2 separate regions of the Mus musculus genome follow, and region 2 is linked to region 1. A link is a contact called in ENCODE Hi-C or POLR2A ChIA-PET data. All regions are on one chromosome and are shown on one strand. Each heading gives the region's core, a stretch centred on a gene start or an enhancer-like site at or near the end of the contact. The rest is flanking DNA. Distances are from core to core; before and after follow the strand shown.

What was found. A loop is a pair of places that touch in the nucleus more often than their neighbours do. ChIA-PET counts read pairs that join two places held with the same protein, here RNA polymerase II (POLR2A).
Region 2: a loop to region 1 is called in a map of left cerebral cortex, with 2.5 times the contacts of the local background. The contact joins the promoter of Kdm4a here to the promoter of St3gal3 in region 1. A Hi-C loop is called at or near these places in 3 of 37 maps with a recorded cell type or tissue (heart and left cerebral cortex). POLR2A ChIA-PET finds 5 or more read pairs at or near these places in 4 of 5 experiments (Patski and embryonic stem cell).

The regions. Positions count from the first base shown.
Region 1 is chr4:118,132,185-118,139,786 of GRCm38, reverse strand. St3gal3 (ST3 beta-galactoside alpha-2,3-sialyltransferase 3) reads left to right here and starts at 4,841. Exons shown (of 12, transcript NM_009176.5): 1 at 4,841-5,397. Kdm4a (lysine (K)-specific demethylase 4A) reads left to right here. Exons shown (of 22, transcript NM_001161823.1): 20 at 798-917; 21 at 1,210-1,302; 22 at 1,417-2,783. The coding sequence ends at 1,557.
Region 2 is chr4:118,174,712-118,181,565 of GRCm38, reverse strand. It overlaps Kdm4a (lysine (K)-specific demethylase 4A), which reads left to right and starts at 1,523. Exons shown (of 22, transcript NM_001161823.1): 1 at 1,523-1,673; 2 at 3,990-4,171; 3 at 5,837-6,012. The coding sequence starts at 4,034.

The DNA of each region.
Region 1 (7,602 bases), core at 3,592-6,091:
AGAGGCAGGCGGATTTCTGAGTTCGAGGCCAGCCTGGTCTACAGAGTGAGTTCCAGGACATCCAGGGCTCTACAGAGAAACCCTATCTTGAAAAATCAATATATATATATATATATATATATATATATATATATATAGTCAGAAATATTAACATGATGAAAGGGCTAGTGGTTTGTTTGTGTTTTGTTCTTTCTTACTTTTTGTGGATCTGGGCACCAGGGCCGGAGTTATATCTCCTGGCATTGCTTTTGTCTGTTCACACGGCAGGTCACGCTGCTTAGCCAAAGTTGAGCTTCACCCAGCTCCTTCGCTGGTCTCCCGGGAGCCTCTGCTCTCAGCTAGATGGTCCCTTCCTTTTTTTTTACGATCTCTCTCTCTCTCTCTCTCTCTCAAATCTCTCTCTTTCTGTCTCTCTCTCTCTGTCTCCCTCCCTCCCTCCCTCTCTCAGAAGCACATGTCTTAGAGCACTCAAATGCAGTCCTACTGTTCCTCCATAGCAGAGCAGCTCAGCTGAGAGGACACAGGATGGTGGATTCGAGAGCCCACCCCTGTCTCTGTGTTTACTACATTTACTGAGTAATGGGGTTTTTGTTTTGTTTGCTTGCTCCCCCAGAGGCAGCAGGGCTTAGGGCAGATGAATAAGGCAGACCTTGTTTGACGGACCGTACCTTGGCTTTCAGCCCAGAGCTAGCTGCCTTTCCTGCAGTGCGTGGGCAGAAGTCCTTCCTGAGTCATTGGCACTTAGCACTGTGGTTGGGTGAGCTGCGCTTCACTCTCCTCCTCTGCTCTGTCCTCAGAGTCAGGACTGTCTCCAACTGGGGCCTCCTGCTGAAGGTGAAGTGGTTCAAGTCAGATGGACAGATGGCCAAGTCTATGGGGCTAAGTTTGTGGCCTCCCACCCCATCCAGATGTACCAGGTAGCCAAAGGTTCTTGAATGGGCGTTTGAGGGTGGGAGGGTACTTCATTAATTTAGTGTTTCCTCGGGCAAGAAGCTTGTCTTTGCTCTTGAAAGAACTTGCCGGTCACTTAGTGCCTTCACAGATCTGGGGTATCCACTTTGGTATTGTGCCTTCGGGCATGGCCGTCATTCCTTACATGGAAAGTCCTTACTACCGAGTTGCCCTCCTCTAGCTACAGGAAACTGCCACTGCGCGCAGGTCCCACAGGACTCTGGTACCCTAGCTAAAGGGCCTTTGCTTGCTTGTCAGGTGGAGTTTGAGGATGGCTCGCAGCTGGTGGTTAAGAGAGATGATGTATACACACTCGATGAAGAGCTTCCCAAGAGAGTCAAGTCTAGACTGGTGAGTGAGCTTTCTGTGCCCTGAGCATGTGTCCTGAACATGGCAGGCACATGCCCCTTTAGTGTTTGTTTGTGTGGCCACAAAGTGACAGTTTGCATGTCTTTCCCTTTGTAGTCGGTGGCTTCAGACATGCGCTTCAATGAGATTTTCACAGAGAAGGAAGTGAAGCAAGAAAAGAAGAGGCAACGGGTCATCAACTCGCGGTACCGGGAGGATTACATCGAGCCAGCGCTGTACCGGGCCATCATGGAGTAGATGCTTCCAGGATCTGAGAGGTTCCCAGCCATCAAGGCGAGAGCACTCTAGGGTTCCACAGCACAGCAGACACTTGGAACTCGAACTTGGAACTTCACTTCGAAAGTGAAGCTGTACACAGAAAAGGAATGACGTGTCCGACCTTTCACCTTCTCACTCCACCCTCGATGCATTCTGCCGGGAAAAGACAAGCCTATTGTGGGTGCTTGGCAGCAGCTGTCCGTCCTCAGCTGACGGGCCGACACTGGGATGCTGTGATTGCATCAGCCCCCAGTCCAATCGGGTCAGCTGTTCCTGCTGGGCGGATTGTTCTTTCTTAGTGGCTTGCTTCCTACCCGCCCACCGGCACCAGCAAGGCAGAGAGGTGCTGGTGCTGACCCAATCCCCTTTTGTATTTATGTATGCGTGTGTGAGCGTGCACACGTGCAAGTGTGTACCTGTGTGTAAGCGTGAGAACGTGTGAGTGTACACCTGTGTGTGTGTGTGTGTGTGTGCTTGAGAATGTGTGTGTGGGTGTGCAAGTACGTATGTGGTTGCACTCGTGTACGTGAGTGCGTGTGTGTGCTTGGTCAGGACTAGCTTCTGCCAGCCCCTGGGCTTCACTTTCTTCTTTGCCTCTGCAGGGCAAACAAAATGTGAAATTCTGCCCTCAGCCAAGCTGAGTAAGGGCCCCGGGGGATGGGTAGAGGTGGGGTGCCATCTGTCCCTTCCTGGACCGATCTCAAGAGAGCGCCGGCAAAGCTGCAGTATTGGGATGCTAAGGAGCTGGCTGCCACCTCTGTCCACCCTTGAAGTAGAACTCAGAGGTTATATACTATGAGCCCACAAATGTCAGGCACGGAAGCCCCTGCCTGCGGCCACAGTGTTAGAGGGTGTGGGTGGGGACCACCTTGAAGGGATAATTTTAATGATGGAAACAGGCAGAGCCTGGTGGGTGATTTTTGTGCAGTTATGCAGGGGCTAACTATGGGTTAGGATGAACTGGGGCCACTGGAGGCCAAGGGCTGGTATAGCTACGCCCTTGGTCAGGGGTGGGGTGGGGCTGGTTGAGGGTGGGGGTGGGATGGGACTAGAGGGCAACATTGAAGGGGTTAAACAGGTTCCTGAATTTGTTTGCCTGGGCCCAATATGGAGGGCTTCATACCTTGCTCTGTATACAGGAGTCAGATTTATAATACTTCCCCTTTTTTGTTACGTATGAACTCTATAAACCAAATTATTTTGAAAACCGGTGCATTACCTTGTCCTTAGCAATAAAATGGATTGAACAGAGGATTGACTGTGGTCTGCCCCATGAGCCCAAGTGGCCCTGGGTCAGGCTGTGGAGCAGGGGCTGGGAAGCTGTTCGCTGAGGTGGGCACCGTTCACGGAGGTGGGTGCTGTGGCCCGTTGAGCATCCAGGGCATTGTGGCTCTCTGTACCTCCTTTTGCTTTCCTGGAGGAGTTAACGGGAAGGATTGGACTACGGTCTTCTCAAGAGAGGTTTCACTTAAACCCCTTTTGATGTCATCAGCATCCTGATATACAGATCACTTCCTGCATCAGGATTCCATCCTTGTGGAACCAGGAGAGTATGCTGTAGGTGCTTGAATAGCAAGAGACCCTTGATCTCCCCATGGATTGCAGAAGCTGCCCTCTGCAGTGCTTGTCGTTGCTGATTGCTTCCCTGGAGGAAGACCCAGTCTTTGACAAGAAGAGGTGATCCTGAGCTGGTGCGAGGCTCCTTTCTGCACAGCCTCCGTATTCCAGCTGGCCTGAGCTTTGTGCCCCGGTGCTAGATGATGTGCTCGGTACCCCTGTAGCCTGGGAGCTGCTACTTAGTATTGGCTCTGGGGAAAGAGAGAAGAGTTTCACAGATGTTTTTTCACAGCTAAATCCTTGGAGCCAAGGAAAGAAGGTTGCCCCTCTGTTCTTCACTCGGGGATTTTCAGGGGAAAATGGCTGGGGCTGAGCGTTCGTGGAAGAGAGGAAAACTTAACTTCCTCAGGCACCCGTAGTTCCTCCCCATGAGTCTCATTACCTCAGCCTTGCTAAAGGACCGGATAATCTCGTGCCTGGTGTAATCCCAGCTCTATGGGAGTTGAGGATTGAATTCAAGCCTTTGAATGTTTGAGGCAAACGTACTACTGCCAAGCTATACCCGACAGCCCTCTCTACTTTTTTGTCCCTAAGAAGAGCCCACTGTGGGATGGAGAGATAGTTTAGCCCTTAAGAATACTTTTCTGGGGAACCCAGGTTCAGTTGTCACTGTCCACTTGGTGGCTTGCAACTGTCTGTAACTCTAGTTCCAGGGGCTATGAGGCCTTCTGGGATACACAGGCACTGGGACATACATTCATGCAGACACTAAAACAAAAACAAAATAAACCAAAACAAAACCCAAAGATACTGAGACCCACAAAGTTGTTGAATGTTTAATCCTGCTTCAGTTTAGAGAGTAGTTAAGTACGTACCACCACTACCATGATTAGTTAAGTCAACCATTCAAAAATATTTTTGGCCTATTATAAGAAAATTCCCAGTTCATAAAAAGCTATGGGACTTTCCCAAGTCTCATAAAACTGGCCTGTGGTTTTGTTTTTGTTTTTTTTTTTTTTTCTGGTGCTGGGGATGGCCTGGGGCTTTAAACTTGCTCAACTTCAAAGTTGGGTCTGCCTTAGGCACTTCCTGGCCAGTGTAGTCTAGTCTGGGTTCATGACCCACCACAGCCAAAGACTGCACTTCAGCTTTTTGCCAAAGCAGAAACTTATGTCTTGTATACCTTGTATAAGATTGGCATCTGAGAGTGCCAAGTTATGTCCCCACCTCCTCTTTGGGAAAATTCTGTATTAAATTCTGCCTTAGGATAATGCACTCCGCTGCAGAATGAGGGCGCGACCTCCTGAACTGGGTATGTGGGGTGGCTTTGTGGCCTATCTGCGACCTTTCTTCGAGGTCACGCCTGAACTTAGCAGGCCTCTTACCCTCACGGGATTGGATAGGGCTTCAGAAGGCGTTCTAGAGGTTACCACCAGCGTCAGGGGCTGACAGCAGAGTGGTGAAGTAGGGACAGAAGACTTCCTCTGGGAAGCAGAGGAAACCTGACCGCAGCCGGGCAGCCCCACGCACCGCAGCTCCACGCAGCGCTCCTCCCAAGCCCCAGCTATAGCCCGGGGATGGGGAGGGGATGGATTCGGCCTCTGGCTTCCATTGGGTCTCCGGGGTCCGGGCCCGCCCAACCCTGCGGCGAAGCCTCGCATTGGCCTGCCTGGCGCCCCGCCCGGTTCCGGTGCTCCCATTGGCTGCTGATGCCCGACCCCCGGCGCGGCCGCCGAGGCGGACCGCAGGATTGGTGGTCCCGCCGCTGCGTCCCCACCATGGCGGCGCCCGTGCAGCTTGCCGCGTCCTGGGCTCCCTCTGGGGTCCCCTCGGCTGTCCCCGCTATTCGCGCTGCAATTGCCTCCGCGCTCTGCGTGCGCCCTGGCGCCACCCGCCCCCGGCCTCCCTCTCTGCTGCGGTAAGGCCTGCCCTGCGTCCCCGAAGCAGCTCTCGGCCGCCGCGCCCCTCCCCCGGCCAGACCGGCCCGAGCCGCGCTGGGGACCAAAGCCCGGGCCCGGGTGGGGGCCAGGCCTGCCAGAGGGCCGCGCGAGCCGGGCCGAGCGCGCCGAGGTCACCTGTGTGCAGTGTCCCAGGCGCGCGAGTCTGAGCGCAAAGGAGGGTCACGGTCACCCGGGACCCGCTGTGGGACAAGCGCAAGAAAGTCCGGGGAAAGCCTAGCGGGAGTCACCAAGAGTAGCGGTTGTCATCTCTGCCTTCCCCGGGGCCAGATCCTCCTCGGAGCGACCGGGTCAGTTTATCAAAGTACGTCTTCTCGCTACCCTTTCTTCTGGAGTGCTTCCTCATTGTCTTCTCAGTGGTCTTGTTTGCGAGAGAAAAGCTTAGTGAGGACGGTAGATTTGGTTAGGCGGATGTCCCACAGATGTGTTTAGACTCCTTTTTACAGTAGCACCCATTTTTATGATTCCTCAATAAATTTAATTTTTGTCTGTTTCTCTAGAGTACGGGGAGGTGGTAAAACTGAGTCACTGTAATTAACCTAGGGAGTGACCGATGAAGGGAGCCGGCTGCTATCCCAGAAAGCAAAGAGTGCTTAACACATTTCTCTGAGGTCCTTTGAATTATTAGCACTATAGATAATGGGCTGAGAAGGAAGGAAAAGCCACGAGTTAGAGTTAGGTTCCTGACATGTAGCACAGTAGACATCATGACAATTCCACTTGTGTCCCTAAACTTTCAATTAAAGACTCAGAGGAATTGGATCCCGGGGTAGTAGGTGCACACCTGTAATAGCACTCAGAAGCTGAAGCAGGAGGATTGCTTCAGAGGCCAGCCTGGGCTACATAGAATAATAAAACCGTGTCAACAAGAGCCACATAGCAAGACCCAGTCTCAAAAGACTGAAGAAAGGAAAAGAAGAAAGATTGGAGGATTAAAAATTGGAGTAAAACCTTATGACCAGATGGGAGTTTCATATAGTCTCCTAAAATAACAGACATTTTGAAATATAAAGTGGTGTTGGTTGCTCCATTTCGCTAATCTGATGTCTGTGTCTCCTAACAAGTTATTAATGATGAAGCAAAGCAAGTGTGTTCCTAGAGACTAGTGAGCTTGCTCACACAGTCAAGCGCCTACTGAATCCGTGTTATGTTTTGTGCAAGGTGTAGACTTGAGGGGAACTTGGACAATTAAATTATGGAGATTGTTCTCTGGACCTCTGTAGGATGTGGAAGTGAAGCACACACAGATGAGAAACTCAGGGTGTGGCCTCTAGAATTCCAAGAGGAGACGGGAGTGTGTTTAAGGAAGATTTCATGGCGGAACTGAAGTTTTTTGAGTTGAGCCACAAAGAGTGGAAAGGCTACCTGGAGAGGAAGTGAGCCAGTGAAAATCCAGGATGCGGAAGATGGCAGAGGAGGACTCGATGCTGTGTGTGGTTCCAGGGCTTTCTTAGCAGCAGAAGAAAGGGAGATGAGGTTGTACAAAAGACAAGTTGGGGGCTGGGGATGTAGTTCAGTTGGTAGGGTCCTTGTCTAGCATGCAAGGAGCCCTATGTGATCCTCTGCACCTTGTAAAACCAGGCATGGCGTCACAGGAGGATACCAAACCCTATGTTCGTTCCAAAGGCCGGAAGTTTGAGCGTGCCAGAGGCCGAAGGGCCAGCTGAGGCTACAAAAACTAACCCTGGATCTTACTCTTAATAAAAAAAGCTTTGAATGTTGGAAAAAAAAAAAGAAGAAGTTCAAGGTCATCTCTAACTACACTGTGAGCTTGAGGCTAGCCTAGTGACCCTGTTGTAAACAAAAGCAATCCAATGGTGGGTTAGAGAAACACCTTTGTCCTATGGGGATCAAAGGCTAGACCAATCGCCATGAGGACCTGGACCCGGCAGGAAAGATACCATGAGTAGCACTTAGATGGGGATGTCACTTCTGTAGCTGCCTTGAGCTGGAATCCACGTTGCCTCTTGCTTTCAGTTACCAGCCAGCTTCGTGCAGTTAGTGACAGGTCCCAGGGCTGCCACCACACTGCTCTGACATTGATTTTTTTTCAGCTCTTACAGTCATCACACAGGTTGGGGCCTGGTGTTTCTGGGAATTGCCCCAGAATCCCCTGAACATGTGTCCCCCCTCCCCCTTCTGTTAGACCTCACCCACCGTTACAGATAGGCACGCCACTTTTCCGGCTTTCAGGGCTCTCTATTGGGTTAGGCCGAGGGCAGCCTGGCATCTGCGGGTTATTGGCATGCCCTTTGTTAAAGCCCTTTCCAGGTCCCTTCATCCATTTGTTTGGTTGCTTAAGCTCCAGGTGTTTGCATGTGTTGGCTTTTTATGTCTTAAATGAGCCCTTCATTCTCCGTCATTGCCCTGGCCCACGTTTTATGGCCATTCCATACGGAACTTCCTCTGTAAGTCCTCTCTGTACTTTTCCCTCCACCTAGATGACCTGTCACTCTCTAATTCTGGGGCTCTGCCCTTTTGTATTTGTAATTTTTTTGATATTGGTTCT
Region 2 (6,854 bases), core at 274-2,773, 45 kb before region 1:
TCAGAAATCTGCCTGCCTCTGCCTCCTGAGTGCTGGGATTAAAGGCGTGCACCACCATGCCCGGCTGCATCTCTCCCTCTTAAGAAAGAGTCTTACTATGTAACTCTGGTTATCCTGGAACTACCTATTCCAGGCTGGCCTCTCATTTTTTTTAAAGCACCCTTTTCATCAGATATGTGCCTAGATATTTAACCCATAGCATTCTATGAAGTATCTCCTTTTAGTTAACATTGGTAAACTCTTGCCATCCATCTCAACTCTCCTGAATTTGTTCCCCTTGAAAAATCCAGGCATGGACGAGAAGTTGTTTAAAAACTTTTTTTTTTTTTTTTTTTTGGTATTTTTTGAGACCGGGTTTCTCTGTATAGCTCTGGCTGTCCTGGAACTCACTTTGTAGACCAGGCTGGCCTCAAACTCAGAAATCTGCCTGCCTCTGCCTCCCAAGTGCTAGGATTAAAGGCATGTGCCACCACCGCCCAGCTTACTTTTTTTTTTTTTAACCTATTTATTTAGTGTGTTTGTGGCGGCGGTGACACTGCAATCCACTAAAGTCAGAGGACATCTTGTGAACTTGTATTGATTCTCTCCTTCAACAGCTTACCTCAGATCATAAGACTTGTGCCTTTCCTCTCAGTCATCTCTCTGTACCGAAGGGTTGGTTTTGAAAGCAGTTCAAACACAATACAACTCTTCTTCCCGGTGCTATCGGGAATTTTGCTCATGTTTTATGCCCTAGTGAGTTCTCCTCCTTATTTGACTTATAAGGGTGTTAACCTCTCTTTCTTCATCGTCCTTGACAATCTGGGAACTCCTTAAGGCTGCTCACAGCCTCTCAGGAACTGCTCCTAATGACTTCTAGGGATCCTGTTCGGCCCCCTGAAGTGCCTTTAATGATTCTTAGAATCACCCTGTTCGCTCCAAGAGCTGCTAATGACCCCAAATTTTCGCTCAAGGGGAGCCGCTTTTAAAAAGCCTCAGGGATATCTTCCTTCAGGATCTGTCCTAATGACCCCCCAGGGCTCCTTCTCCTGGAGCAGATCTTTACCTAACCCGCCTTGCCAGCAGGCGAGGGGCTTCTTAGAGAAGAGAGTCAAACTGAGAGTACTGGGCAAACTTGGACATGCTGGTCACGTTCTCTGAACTCCTTGACTTTAGAAACTTTCCCGGAGGTCTTCCATCGCCTTTATATCTTAGGCAAAGGAGTTACTCCAAGAAAATTAGGCTTATCCTTTCGCTAGAAACATCCTATAACCACCTGCTCGCCCTTCCCCATAACCGGCTAGCCCATTTCAGGGTATTCGCTTCTTTCTACCCAGCTTAACTATGGAGATCTGAGTCAGCCTCTGATAGGCTAACTCTGGATCCAGCCCTGATGCTCAGTGGCCCCAGTCCCCGGAGGCTCAGCGTTTTCTCCTGGCAACAGCTCGAGACGACGCTCATAGGCTAAGCGGACTCGTAGTTCCAGACGCCGAGTCGGTGTAGTGAGTGTTCATTGGTTAGCTGAGGACCTAAAGCCATTCTTGGGTTGGTTGACTATGGGCTCTGTGAGGCTGCGCAGAGTCAGACTTTAAAGGAGGCGGAGCTCTGTCTTTCGCCCTCAAGAAAGACAGTGGGATCGGCGAGTGGCGACAACAGCAATCGGGCCTGAGCCCTGCTAGGGCTTTAGGCTCCAGGTGAGAGCCATCGGGTTTTGGATTCCCCAAGGGGTTGATGCTGCCAAAACCCTTGGCCGTGAGCTCCAGTGGGGGAGGGTGGTGAGGTGGGTCTTTCTGTGCTCTGTGATCGACATGGGGTTTGAGCAATAGAGAAAGGAGCTTCTAAAATAAGTTTTGCGATTGGTTCTTTCCAATCTCTAGTGGCCAATGGGCGTCGGGAGAGGGGGGCGGGCCCACTGGGCCTTATTTTCTTCTTCCTGCGGCCGGGCCTCCCTCGCCTAGGCGGTGGGGCCGGGAGGGGCAGTGTCTGTAAGTGGTGTGTGGGGACACTGGGAACCGGGCTGCCTTTGGAGGGATGCCGCGGGGGTGGCTGCGGGGGCGGAGAGTGCGGGAGTTTCAGGTCACTGTTAGCAACAGCTGCCTTTATGGAGTGCTTACCGGGCCTAGCGTTTAGGGCTCGCTTGCATCATCTAAGTTAATCATACGATCCATCAAGGCAGGGGTTTGGGGTCCCCATTTTGCAGGTGGAGAAACTGAGACTCATCCAGTCCATTCACACAGCCAAGGTGTTAAAAAGTGACAGAGATCAGACCGGTATTCAGAGTTTTCACTCTAGAGCCGAAGGTTTAGCTCCCGGTACTCTTTGCTTTGTTGCTGAAGGCGGACGGGAAGGTGCCCCAGACCAGATTTCCCCAAGGGAATAGATCGCGGGAATGGAACCCTAGAGTTAAAGTAATGGGATGATCCGCTAAAGTGAGCAGAGGATATGAGTTATTCAGCAGTTACTGAGTGCCTACTTTGTGGCGAGCATTGTTCTAGCTTCTGGACACACAAAGATAAACAGAGCTAGAGGCAGATGAAGCAACATTGTGACCACCTTTGAAGCCCAGGGGAGGAGCCCCAGTCTGATATTTATGATACCTTTTTGTAAAAATTTCAAAAGTAGAATATATTGAAAATTTCCTTTTAAAAGGAAAAGTCTCCTAAATTGAATAGGCTTCAAGTTCCTCCACACTTTCAGAGAAGTCTTAGTTCATGTAAGTATTAGAGCTGAGGTAGCAGAAAGTGGTAGAAGATGCTTTAGAGGGGGCACTTTGGATACATTTCCTGGTATGTAAAGCAGGGATAACAGTATATCTTTTATGCAAAGTTAATGAAAAATGCCTAGCCAGAAATCCCTCCCTTGGAGTGGAATGGAAACCCAAGAGTTACCATGACAGGGTTTCTGTTTAATGCCCTGGAGTTTGCCTCCATGCTGCTTCCCAAAACCCATGCTAGGTTGTGGGCAGGTTGTAGGCAGCTTTCTCCTGTATAGTGAGTAGGACTGCCAGTGGCTTTGAGGAAACAGAACTCCTGGGCTGTGAGTGAGGAGGTCCAGTGAAGGACATACCAGTTTTGCTTCTAAACTGGCTCCTTTTTAGCATGCATTGTCTTTTTCTGGTTGTGGCGATTGTGGCGATCTGTTGTATTACCAACACTGGGTTTAGGCTCTGCCCACTTACTTGAGGACCTCATCCAAAAATGTCTATGTATTTTCTCCCGGCAGTTGGGGAGTGTGCCCTGTATTGCCAGCTCATTGCCTGCTTTCAGTGCAGTTGAGCCATCGGAGTTCATTGAGTACTGCTGAAACCATTTTGATTTAGATAGAAGAGTTTCCCTTCAGTGTTTTAAACTCCTAACATACTGTTACTATCAAAGTACTTTTAAAACTTGAACCCCCTGAAGCCTTAGAGTCTGCAGCTAAGTGACTTCTCAGTGGTTTAGAATCTTGTGATGCCGTGCTCCAGAAAACAGCCCATAGGAAGCTTTTTAGAAGCTCTGGCTGTCCTAGAACTCATTCTGTAAACCAGGTTGACCTGCCTCTGCCTCCTGAGTACTGGGATTAAAGGAGTGTTACCACCACCACATTATTCCCCTTGACCAGGTGTACTCATTGTAGATGTTGGATTACTAACTCTACATCCTGCCTTCTTTCTCCCTCGTGCTGGGCTGCTGGGCATCTTCTGGTTTCCTCGGGTTCTTTTTTTTTTTTTTTTTTTTTTAAAGATTTATTTATTTATTATATGTAAGTACACTGTAGCTGTCTTCAAACAATCCAGAAGAGGGAGTCAGATTTTGTTACGGATGGTTGTGAGCCACCATGTGGTTGCTGGGATTTGAACTCCGAACCTTCGGAAGAGCGGTCGGGTGCTCTTACCCACTGAGCCATCTCACCAGCCCCCTCGGGTTCTTTTTAAACGGAACAGATTCTGCTTGTCCATCTAGTCCATTTAAATAAGCATTGTAGTAGGGGGCAGTTCCTTGTCACTTACTTTTGTTCTCTTAACACTTCAGGTTTTTATCCTAGCAAAATCGGCCTCAAAAACAGAGAAGACAAGATGGCTTCTGAATCAGAAACTTTGAACCCCAGTGCTCGGATCATGACCTTTTACCCCACCATGGAAGAGTTCCGGAACTTCAGCCGCTACATTGCCTACATTGAATCCCAAGGAGCTCATCGGGCTGGGCTAGCCAAGGTAGGGAGCAGGAATGTGAACCTGCTTCGGCAGCCGCTATGAGAATATTTCTGGCCTCTGTAATTGGAAATTAGTGGCGGGCTTGTACTTATTTGCATTGAATTACTGATGCTCCTCTCTCTCCAGTCCAGTCTTCCTTTCACACAGCCTGTGGCAATCATGTTTCCTGAGTCCCTAAAGAGGAAATGGACAGTGGTGCTATTTTTTTTTTTTCTAAGTGAACACCAGGAAAAAACCTGAGTAGTCCTGATCCTTGCTGATAGGATGGTATGCAGGTGGGACAGGAAAGGGACATACAGAGCCAGTGTCCCCAGGCCTGGCCTGGGGCTCCATGGTTTACAGCTTTTACCTGCCACTGGCATTCCCAACACCTGCCCCTCTCATTTTGGTCCCCCCTGCACTGATACAGTTCGGTTTCCCTCAGGGACTTTCTTCAAGGGAGAGACTCACTGGCCAGGCCACATAAGGGTTCTGGTCTCTGTAGTTTGGAGTTGGTTTCTATTCTTCCTATGCACTGAAGTAGGGCCGCCCTCCCGACCCCTAGTCAACCAACCCTTTCTATGTTCAGTCACTCACGAGGTTTTCTGAGTCCCCCACGGTAACGCGATTGCATTTCGGAAGGAACCCTTTCAGACTGATGCGGAAGACTTCCTCTGAGCCAAGGGGAGCTGTCCCGCCGTTTCAGTTTGAATTCCCTGCTGTATGTGTGTACGGGTTCACTTTTTGTTTTTGTTTATCATGGGACTGAAGATTCAGATCTAACACTCTATACCTCTGAGTTAGTTACCTTTTTTGTTTTGTTTTGTTTTGCTTTTGCTTTTGTTTTTGTTTTAGAGCCAGGGTTTCTCTGTAGCTCTGGCAGGCTGGTCTCAGACTTAGATCCACCTGCCTCTGCCACCCAGTGCTGGGATTAAAGGTGTGTGCCACCACGTCCGACTCTGACCTTTTTTTCCCTAGCCCGTTACTCTTTTGATATAGAAAAAGAAAAAGAAAAAAAGAAAAAAATATATACACAAAATCCAAGGATTTCAGTTCCAAAGTTGAGGACTAGTCTTAGACTTTGGTGTCTTTCTTCTCTGAGGCTCCCGTCAGCTGTCTCAGAGAAAATGGCTCGTTCACACAGTAGTAGGCCCTGCAGGGCCCACAGTATAGCTTTACAACACATGGTGAGGGTATAAATTGATATACGTATTAGATTTTATATAAAAGCTGTTTGGGTTTTTATGATGCATATCCATTATTTTCTTTCATAAGAGCCATAATAATTACTGTTTTCTCAGTTTTATGTTAGCCTAGGCGAGTTTAGAGTGGACTAGGTAGTCATGTTGGTCTCAAATAGGAGATAGCCTGGAGTACTAGTACAATGGGTGTCGCCCAGCACTTCTGCTTCCGTTGCTTTGTTTGCAAAAGAACTCTGGGCTGTTCAAGAACCCACTCTTCAATCAGATAAGGCGCCTAGGTTTACAAGTTCTGTTTTGCTTAGGTCACTGAGATTATGGGGTGGGCAGTGTTCTCGTGACAGCGTGACTTCCTGGGTTTGGGGGAGTGTAAGTGAATCAGAGTTACTTTCTGGTAAAATGGACCGCTAGTCTGGACAGTGGCCTACACACTTGTGGGATTCTGACTTGCCCGTTTCTCATCTGCCCCCTTCTCCATGCCTTGTAGGTCGTTCCTCCCAAAGAGTGGAAGCCTCGAACATCCTACGACGATATTGATGATCTAGTCATCCCTGCGCCCATCCAGCAGCTGGTGACTGGCCAGTCTGGCCTCTTCACTCAGTACAACATACAGAAGAAAGCCATGACCGTTCGTGAGTTCCGCAAGATCGCCAATAGCGACAAGTGAGTGGAGATGCTTTGGCGGGGAGGCGGGGGCGTTCCATTTTGTTCTGCTTTGGTTTGGAGACGGGGTTTGGCTGTGGAGCCTAAGCTGCCCTCATCCTTCAAGCGCAGCAGTTAAGGCTCAGCCAGTAGAAATACATCGCCCTCCCTCGCCCCCCCGCCCCCCGACTTAACTTCTAATAAGTTTTTAAACTTTAAGTTTGAGAGAGGGTTTCACTAGGTAGCCCTGGCCAGCCTGGAACTGGGTATACAAACCAGGCTGGCGTTGAACTCATGCCAATGCTTCTGAGCCCTGGGATTAAACGCGTGTACCACCACTTCTGGACGTTTTTATTCACATGTAAGTATGTTTAGGTGCATGTGTGCCGCACATGAGTATAGAGGTCAGAGGACAGCTTTCAGAAGTCAGTTGCCTCCACTCTCTTGTCACGGGTTATGGCGGTCAACCTCAACTCATCAGGCTTGTCGAGGAAGCCCTTTGACCCTCTGAGGCGTCTCTGGCCCTAGCATTGCTTCTTCATCGTTGTCTCACGGAAGAAGGCTGACGCTCAGGCATCCGTCCCCCCTTCTGCTCTTTGTGTGGAAGACTTTCTCCTCACAGTGCTATGTGCTCTGCCACAATCTAAACTTCTTTGTATTATGTTTTAAATATTTAATTAATTTATTTTAATTCATTTAATTATTGTGGTTTTTCGAGACAGGGTTTCTCTGTATAACTCTGGCCTGGAACTCTCTGTGTCCCAGGCATGCCTCTGCCTCCTGAGATCTGGGATTATATAAGTGTGTCTTTTGTTTGTTTTTTGAGACATTGTATCTCTGTGTAGCCCTGGCTGTCCTGGAAC